Regions from separate parts of the Homo sapiens genome. Here regions 1 and 2 are each linked to region 3. A link is a contact called in ENCODE Hi-C data. All regions are on one chromosome and are shown on one strand. The core of a region is the stretch at or near the end of the contact, and the rest is flanking DNA. Distances in the headings are between cores, read along the strand shown.

Region 1 (2,729 bases), core at 94-2,593, 4.4 Mb before region 3:
CCCCAGCAATTTTTAGATACATTCTCTCAGGTTCCTGATGTTGCCTGTCAAAGTTATGAATACACCAAAAGGCACTTACTTTTTGGCTTAGATTTTGGTTTTTCAATAAATATTAAAGACACTTTTGTATTCACTAATACTAACCCCTTAAACTGGAGAGTCAGCAAAACAGTCTTTCAAAGAAATCACACATTCTAATAGAACGAAACAAGCTTACACGACACCAATTCTGTAATAAATAACATGCGTAAGTTTCCAACCTGAAACTCCCTAAGTAAAAGTCACTAGAAACAAAAACTGAAACACCGGGTTCCTGACACCCCACTCCCACACTGAAGCTCGAATTACTTGAGGCTGAATTTTAAAACACTATTACTTCTCTGTGACTATGAAAACAAATCTATGAACACATATTTCTTACTTACATTTAACCGACGCTCCCCACCCATCCCTTTAAATTAGGCAGAAAACTGAAAACCACTAAAAGCATTACATTTTGGTGTCTTCTTTTAAAAGTTATTTTAAATTACTGCTATTAAAACCCCCCCTCCAAAAAAAAAAAACCCTCATAACAGAATCAAATGAGCCCTAAGGCGAAGCAGGAGCTACAGTGGGGGAAGGGAATTTTAAAAAGACATCCGTGTTAGTGCAATTAAAGTGCAGTCCTCGAACCGCTAAACATACTGGCGCCTTGTATAATTTTTTTTTCTTCCCAAGGGTAAAAAGCGGTAAGAAAGGCTTAGACAATAAAACCCAGAGGTCAATTTTAAATATGCTGGGACAGTGAGCAACTATCGAGAAGCATCAAGGTCAACGCAACCTAAGGGGCTCCTCTGATCTTTTTGCGGTAGGTATTTCGCCAGACTTCAATGGGCGGGAACCGAGTGGGGGGCGGGAAAGTTGGGGGAAAGAGGGTGGAAAAGAGGAGGGTGGAAGGAAAGAGATGAGTAATGGAAAGAGGAGGGGAGGAAAGAGGAGTGCGAGAGCAGGCCGCGGAGGTGCGGGCAGAGGGGAGGCCGGGCGAGGAGTAGGGGAAGGGAGCCCCGGCCTTGGCCCCGGCCCCGCCCAGCCCCTGGGAGGCCTGCGCGCCTTCCCGCCCCCTTACCAGCTGGAGCAGGAAGCCCCAGAGTAGGGCGGCCCCGGCAGGGGACAGCCGCCGCTGCGGCCCCATCGGACTGGTGGGTGCCGGGTGGGACGGCACGGTGCGGCGCAGCTCACTCGGCGGGGTAGGCTCGGAGTCCCGCCGCTGCGCTGCCTCCGTGGCCGGACCGGACCGGACAGGCGCGGGCGGCCGGGCTACGACTGGACCGCCGCTGCTACAGCGGCCGCCACAGCAGCGCGACTTCCTCTTCCGGCCCCGCCCGTAAGATGCGGAAACCCCCGCGCCGGGCTCGGAGAGTCCCAGCGCTCTCCCGGTATCCAGGCGTCCCGGCGTCCCGGCGCTACGAGGCCACCGGCTGCGGGTCTGAGCCTGTCGCTTTCCGGCTGCCCGACTTTAACTCACACCGAAGCCTGGCGGGAGAACGGATTTCTCAAGGCTCGGAAGTGTCTGAGCGTCTGCTCGGTTCCCCAGTAACTACCCGAGTGTTGCATGCAGCCAGAAATCTAAGGGTCACCCTAATTCATCTGCCTGTCATTTGTTCCTGGCCACTCTGACTCACCACATAACCCAGATCCATCCACTTTCTCCAGAACTGCTGCCACCACTCTATCCAGGCCACCAACTTCCCTCTCCTCCAAACGGGTCTCAGTTTCCCCTCCGGACAGCCCAGTAGCCACATAACAGTCCCAGAGCCATCTTTCAAAACATATAAGTCAGATCATGTCTCTCTCTATCACACTTGGAATAAAATAAAAACTTGGCCGGGTGTGATGGCTCACACCTGTAATACCAGCATTTGGATGGCCGAGGTGGGCGGATCACAAGGTCAAGAAATCGAGACCATCCTGGCCAACATGGTGGAACCAAGTCTGTACTAAAAATACAAAAAATTAGCTGGGCGTGGTGGCACGCACCTGTCGTCCCAGCTACTCGGGAGGCGGAGGCAGTAGAATCGCTTGAACCGGGTAGGCGGAGGTTGCAGTGAGCCGAGATTGTGCCACTGCACTCCAACCTGGGCGACAGAGCGAGACTCGGTCTCCAAAAAAAAAAAAAAAAAAAAATCAAAACTCTACTCTAGCCTGCAAAGGTAAATCTGGCCCCTGCCTTCCTGTCTCCCCATCTTCACTACTTTCCCACACTTTAAGGCGCACGGACCTTTGGCCCTCCCGGCCTTTGCTCTGGTGGGCCGCCCGGACTTTGCTCTGGTAGTCCTCCCTGCTGGAGTGCTCTTCTCTCCAAAGCTCAGAATGCCTGCCTTGTTGACATTCACTTATCAGCTTCAATGTCGCTTCCCCAGACGGGACTTCCTGACATACCCAATCTAAAGTACCTGTCCAGTCACTTTCTTTTCTTTTCCTTTCTCTTTTTTTTTTTTTTTTTTTTTTGAGACGGAGTTTCGCTTTTCTTGCCCAGGCCGGAGTGCGATGGTGCAATCTCGGCACACTGCAACCTCCGCCTCCCAGGTTCAAGCAATTCTCCTGCCTCAGCCTCCCCAGTAGCTGGGATTACAGGCGCGTGCCACCACACCCGGCTAATTTTGTATTTTTAGTAGAGACGGGGTTTCACCATGTTGGTCAGGCTGGTCTCAAACTCTCGACCTCAGGTGATCCACCCGCTTTGGCCTCCC
Region 2 (2,850 bases), core at 172-2,671, 3.2 Mb before region 3:
GAGAGGAAAAATGTCCTGAGGATCAGAGGAGAGCCTAGAGCAGAGGCAGTGGGGCTGAAGGTACGAGCTCTCGTTGCAGAAGCTGGAAATTCTGCGGTTGGAACAAGTCTCCCCTTTCTCTTGGTTTTTTTCACTCATTACCTCTTCTTCACACCTGGTACTCAGCTGACGTTGTTTTAAATATTAAAAAATATAAAGCATTCAAGCTCACCCCAACCACTTAACTTCATTACTCTGTGATTTTTTTTTTTGAGACAGAGTTTCGCCCTTTCGCCCAGGCTGGAGTGTCCTGGCGCGATCTCGGCTCACTGCAACCCCCCGCGGGGTTCAAGCTATTCTCCTGCCTCAGCCTCCCGAGTAGCTGGGATTACAGGTGTGAGCCACCACACCCGGCTACTTTTTGTATTTTTAGTGGAGACGGGGCTTTCACCATGTTGGCCATGCTGGTCTCGAACTCCTGGCCTCAGGTGATCTGCCCGTCTCGGCCTCCCAAAGTGCTAGGATTACAGGCGTGAACCACCACGCCTGGCCCTTTGTGATCTTTTTGAAGTGGTCTTTGCCTCTTTCTTGAAGATGCCCATAATAATGACTAGAAGGGCTATTCTATGTCTGGTTCTCAGCAAGATGGTGATGAAGTCATTGAAAAAATATGCTGACCTGCGTCTCTAATTTCATAAATACTTAAATTTCACATAAACACTGAAAAGGCTCCTTGGACTCAATAAGCCATGATAAGTAATGTAAGTTTGCTTTTAGCCAAGTGGGCCCAAGAAGGCACCCATCCACCTTTCTACGTTTCATAGTGCATCCCTTCCCAAATTCAAATTGTCCTATCCCAGTTCCTGCAACAAGCCAGGTACTCTGGCCTCCCAGTCTTTGCTCACAGAAACACCCTCCCCACCTCCTGGTTATATCCGCTCCTCCGGGATCCAGCTGAAAGGCCACCTTGGCGACCACTCCTGAAAGCCTTCCTCCATACTCTGGCAGAATGAATGACCTTAGTATTGGCCTCTAACGCGTCTGTCTTGTGCTCGGGCTGTCGCCTTCCAGCCAATCCATCTTAAGGTCCACCCTTCCTGGAGACTGAGGCCTCTTCCTCTCGGATTGCCCAGTGCCTTGCACGTAGTAGGTGCTTAGTAAACGCTGGCACTGGGTTTGGTCACTTTGTTCCCTTAATGCCAGGGCAGGTAGTAGAGCAAACGGCCCCAGCTGTCTTCCTCCCTGCCCGCCCGCAGGCAAAGCCCCCAGGAGACGCCGGACGAGCCGCGTGCCTTTCCCACCGCCTCCGCGGCGCGCGCAGCCCAGTCACGGGCGCTGGAAATTCCGGCGCGTGCGGGTGCGCTGGGCAGGGCGGGGGCGGGAGAACCCGTGGAGTGAGCCTGTGACGTGAGGGGGCGTGGCACCGCGAAGCCCCGCCCCCTCTTCCTCGCCCTCTCTCGCGGGTCGGGGTTACATGGCGGCGACTGCGGCAAAGCGAGAGCCTCGGAGACGCCGCTGCCGCCAGCACAGCCGGAGACCTGAGCCGACACTGGGGGCAGTCCGCGAGCCCCGCACTCTCTCGATGAGTCGGAGAAGTCCCGTGAGTGTGTGTGTGTACGTGTGCGGGGTGCGCCGGCGGGGCGGCTCGGGAGGGCGCCGCGGCGGGCCCGGCGGCGGCGGCGGCGGCGGCGACGGCGGAGCCGGCTCCCTCCTCCATTGTGTGTGACCCTCCGGCGGCTGCCGCTCAACAAAGGCGTTTTTGTTCGGTCTGCCGCCCGCCCCCTGCTCGCCCGCCTGCCCGCCCGCTCGGGCCTGGCCGGCGCGTCCCCGCGCGGGCGGGCGGGCGGCGGGCTGGGGTCCCCGCGTGGGGCCGGCCAGGCGGCCAGCGCGCCCCTCCCACCCGGCACGCCCCTCGCCGGTCGCCCTGCCAGGCCGCGCCCGCTCCCTGGCCCCGCACGCCTGCTGCCGTCCCGCCGCCTGCGCCTGGCTCCGCGGGTTCGAAACCCAGCCGGACCGGACCGGAGGGCGGGCGAGCGAGGGGCGGCGGCCCGGGGAACATGAGGTGGCGTGGAGTCTCGCCTTACTGGCACGCTGCCTTTCGAAATGCTCCCGCGTCTCCTCCCCCATCCCACCCGGTGACTCGGCCTCAGCTGACTCCGGCCGGGCAAAGTCTCCAGTGGCGTAGCGCGCAGCGCTCACCCGGCTCGTCTCAGAGCCCTGAAGTCCGCCCAAGTTTTGAGTCTTGCCATGAATGAGGTACTGAAAACTCGGAGACGAAATTCCTAATTTCCTCCCTCGGCCCTACAGTCTTTCCTTAGCTTCTTTCGGGACCTTAAGTGGTGGTCTGTAAAAGTGCCCAAATGAAAGCTTGTTTTGTCGGTTCACCAAAAAGGGCCTTGTCACTTTGCTGTGCATTTTAGTCCGCCTTGTGAGTTGTGTCGAAAAGTAAAGGTGTTTTGGCATCCTTTTGTTTCTTGGCGAGTGTAGGACCCAACCGGTTTAGGTGTTAGGGGGATCTCTGTGCAGCGGGAGCTTCTTGATTCCTTTCCTGTTTTATTTTTTCTTTTGCTTGTTCATTGGAAAAGGTCCAGTGAAAGGGACTGGTGAGTTGGAATTAGAAGCCTACTTGTATTAACGGCAGAATTCGTGTTCATTGCTAAAGATGCAGTCTCAGTAATGACTTTTTTTTTTTTAACGGATACAGATGATTTGTCAAGGGGAAAAATTAACACGCCATACAATGAAGAGCAAGCAGCTTCAGAGTAATTTTCTGATGGCTGATTCTTCTAGCCTGTCTCTTACAGTTCCAATTGCACATGTCCTCCCTCTTTAACGCTGGAAAACTGAGATGGAAAGAATGATCTGACCAGA
Region 3 (2,700 bases), core at 117-2,616:
TCCAGCCGACAAGCATCCTGGACGAAAATCACAAAATCGTAACGACATCATGTATAAAACCATACTGCCTACTCTGAATTAGACCCCAACCTGGCAATCTTTTGGTTCATTTTTATAAACTTCTTATCATGTTCCTGAGAGCAAGTATTCAAAATCTTCTAGGTTCTTTTACGTTATCAAACATGGCTTTGGTCCGTCACTTTCAGCTGAATCCCTTGGATCTAATTAATGAGGTCAATATCTTTGATCTGTTACAGAGATATAAGGTGAAGAAGTCAGACTTGTAATTATTTAGCACGTCAAATTCACCTTAATATACAGATTCTTAGACCCTCTTCCCCTCCCCCAAAGATTCCAACTCAATAGATCTGGTGAAAACCAGGAATCTGTAAACGCCCAGTAATTCAGAAGCAAACGTAAGAGATCAAATTCTGAGAAACAATGTGTTTCTCTGAGAAAGAGAGGAACGGGATTCATTCTGTAATGACAGGACAAATTCATGTACCATTCAAAACGTCTTTCACAACTAGGACTCATATTTATTATTTACGTTTACAGACTTATTATACTTGTAGCCCTACGCCCAAGGCTCTATCATCATTTACAATCCAGTCACTTCCTCAAACAAATGTATTTGCTCCGTTCTCTGCCTTTTCTCAAAATGTTCACTTTCCTTCCACTTAGAAGGCCCCCTCCGCTTTCTTCCGCAAAATTCAGGATCCAAGATAAATATCACCTCTATGCTGAGTCTTTCCGTACAGGACCCTCCCCAACTCACCTGCAGTAACTTAATACATAACTCTACCATTAAGCAATACGGAACACTTCCATCAACCTCTACACTTTAGTATGGACCTTAGTGTAATGCCTGACAGGGTATACACTCAACAAAGTTTACTGGATTCAAGAATTTGGCCCAAGTACATGAGTGGCCAAACAGCCCTCACAGACATCCAAGATTCCTGGTAGGCGCTAGCTGGGATCGCTCCTGAAGTTCCTCGCTGCCAACGCCACCCAAGGGTGGCGTGGTGGCCAGCGCCGCTCGGAAGACGGGCAAGGAGAAACCCCCGAAGCGGAACGTTGAGAACGGAGGCCCAGTTAAGCCACCCTCCCAGGGGAACAACGGGAGGAACCCGGGCCAAACACGGCAGACGCAGAAGCACCCAGCACCGAGCCGCCGCGCCCAGGAACCGCGGGAGCTAGGCTGAAGCAAGAACTGGTGTCGACCGCCTTACCTTGCAATCGTTGCGGACGAACATCATGCCGTGTCCAGGATAGATGGGCCCCGAACAGAAATAACACTTTTCGATACGCATGTTGAACCCGCGTGTAACCCCACCAAACAAACGCCAAGCTTGAGAGGAAGTGATGCAACCCCGTCACCGGAAGTTACCTTCTTCCCCCTTCCCCGACCGGAAAAAGGCAAGCGTCCTTCGTTCTCGCGGGTCTGTTAGACCAGATGCGAACACGACTGTGCCTCCGGCGGCCGTGTGGTCAAATGCGCTGCCGTTTGACGCAGGCGCAGAGCTGCAGACTAGACCTGTTCGCTGTTACTTTGGGGAAATGTGGTTCTGCGCCACCTTGTGAACTTGCTCTCACAGCGCCTAGTTTTTTCTCTCTGTGTGTCGGCATTTATGCAAGTATTATGTATCTTTGGTTTGTGCTTTGCCTCGGAGTGCTCTCGAGAGCACTCTCTTAACTCATTTGTCTACTGCCTGCCCTAGACCAGCCCTCGATTCTCGTCCCACAGTGATTTGCAGGGTGTAAGCGGCGAAGACCCTGCAATCCAGCGTTGCTTCGAACATTGCAATGAAAACGGTTGAGTTGCTGATGCTCCAAGGACTTTACCAGCAATTTTTTTAAATATAAAATCGTGTTATCCGCCTCCCCCCCATTTTAATTAATATGCATATGTAGTAAACAAATATTTTCGCCGGAAACTACGACTCCCTCCCTAGACCTGCGGTCTTCCTCCCCAGGGGCAAAACAGTTCCATTTATTACCTGCCAGAGCTTTTCTGTGCATAGGCAAACATGTATATTTGTGTGTTTGCCTGTCTCTACGTCCTCTTCTTTATAATACTAGTTAATATGCTATTTACTCTTTTCTGCATCTTGCTGTTACCTTGTATCCCTTCATTGGAATGTGAGCTCCATGAGGGGCAGGGATTTCAGTTCGTTTGGTTTACAACTACATCCCAGTATCTAGAACAGTCCCTGGCACATAATAGGCATTTGATACATATTTTACTGTAAAAGGGTATTTAACATTCTTTTTCATATATATATGCCATTGTATGAAAGTATTTTAATTGGTCACTAATCGATGGGCATTCTTATCTTTTGATATAATAAGTATCTGTTGGTACGCTTTTTCAGGAGAGGGTTTATGTAGAACTGCTGGATCAGAGGAGCTGGATATAGATAAATAGTTTTAAAATTTGGCAGATAATACTAAATTGCCTTCCAAAAGTTTTTACCAATTAACACTCAGCATCAACAAATAAGATGTCTGTTTCACTACCCCGCTGTGAAAAGTGATCTTTGCCAACCTGAGATGAAAATTTATCTTATTATTATTTCAACTTGAATTTAATTACAAATGATGTTAAGAATCTTTCACAATGTTTTTCAGCTTTTTTCTGTGAATTGCCTGTTCAGGTCCTACGCAGTTTTCTATTCTTTCGTTGATTTTCAACAG

What was found. A loop is a pair of places that touch in the nucleus more often than their neighbours do. Pooled maps may share reads with other maps.
Region 1: a pooled map shows a loop between it and region 3 (27-fold over the local background). The contact joins the promoter of SPPL2A here to the promoter of RSL24D1 in region 3. A Hi-C loop is called at or near these places in 8 of 50 pooled maps.
Region 2: a pooled map shows a loop between it and region 3 (11-fold over the local background). The contact joins the promoter of MAPK6 here to the promoter of RSL24D1 in region 3. A Hi-C loop is called at or near these places in 8 of 50 pooled maps.

What each region holds. Positions count from the first base shown.
Region 1 is chr15:50,764,363-50,767,091 of GRCh38, forward strand. SPPL2A (signal peptide peptidase like 2A) reads right to left here and starts at 1,344. Exons shown (of 15, transcript NM_032802.4): 1 at 1,106-1,344. The coding sequence starts at 1,171. RefSeq lists a silencer at 919-1,378.
Region 2 is chr15:52,017,798-52,020,647 of GRCh38, forward strand. MAPK6 (mitogen-activated protein kinase 6) reads left to right here and starts at 1,422. Exons shown (of 6, transcript NM_002748.4): 1 at 1,422-1,579. MAPK6-DT (MAPK6 divergent transcript) reads right to left here and starts at 1,298. Exons shown (of 2, transcript NR_156732.1): 1 at 902-1,298. RefSeq lists enhancers at 1,023-1,092, 2,433-2,482 and silencers at 1,263-1,372, 1,673-2,182.
Region 3 is chr15:55,195,575-55,198,274 of GRCh38, forward strand. RSL24D1 (ribosomal L24 domain containing 1) reads right to left here and starts at 1,367. Exons shown (of 6, transcript NM_016304.3): 1 at 1,236-1,367. The coding sequence starts at 1,316. RefSeq lists enhancers at 487-1,378, 1,172-1,331.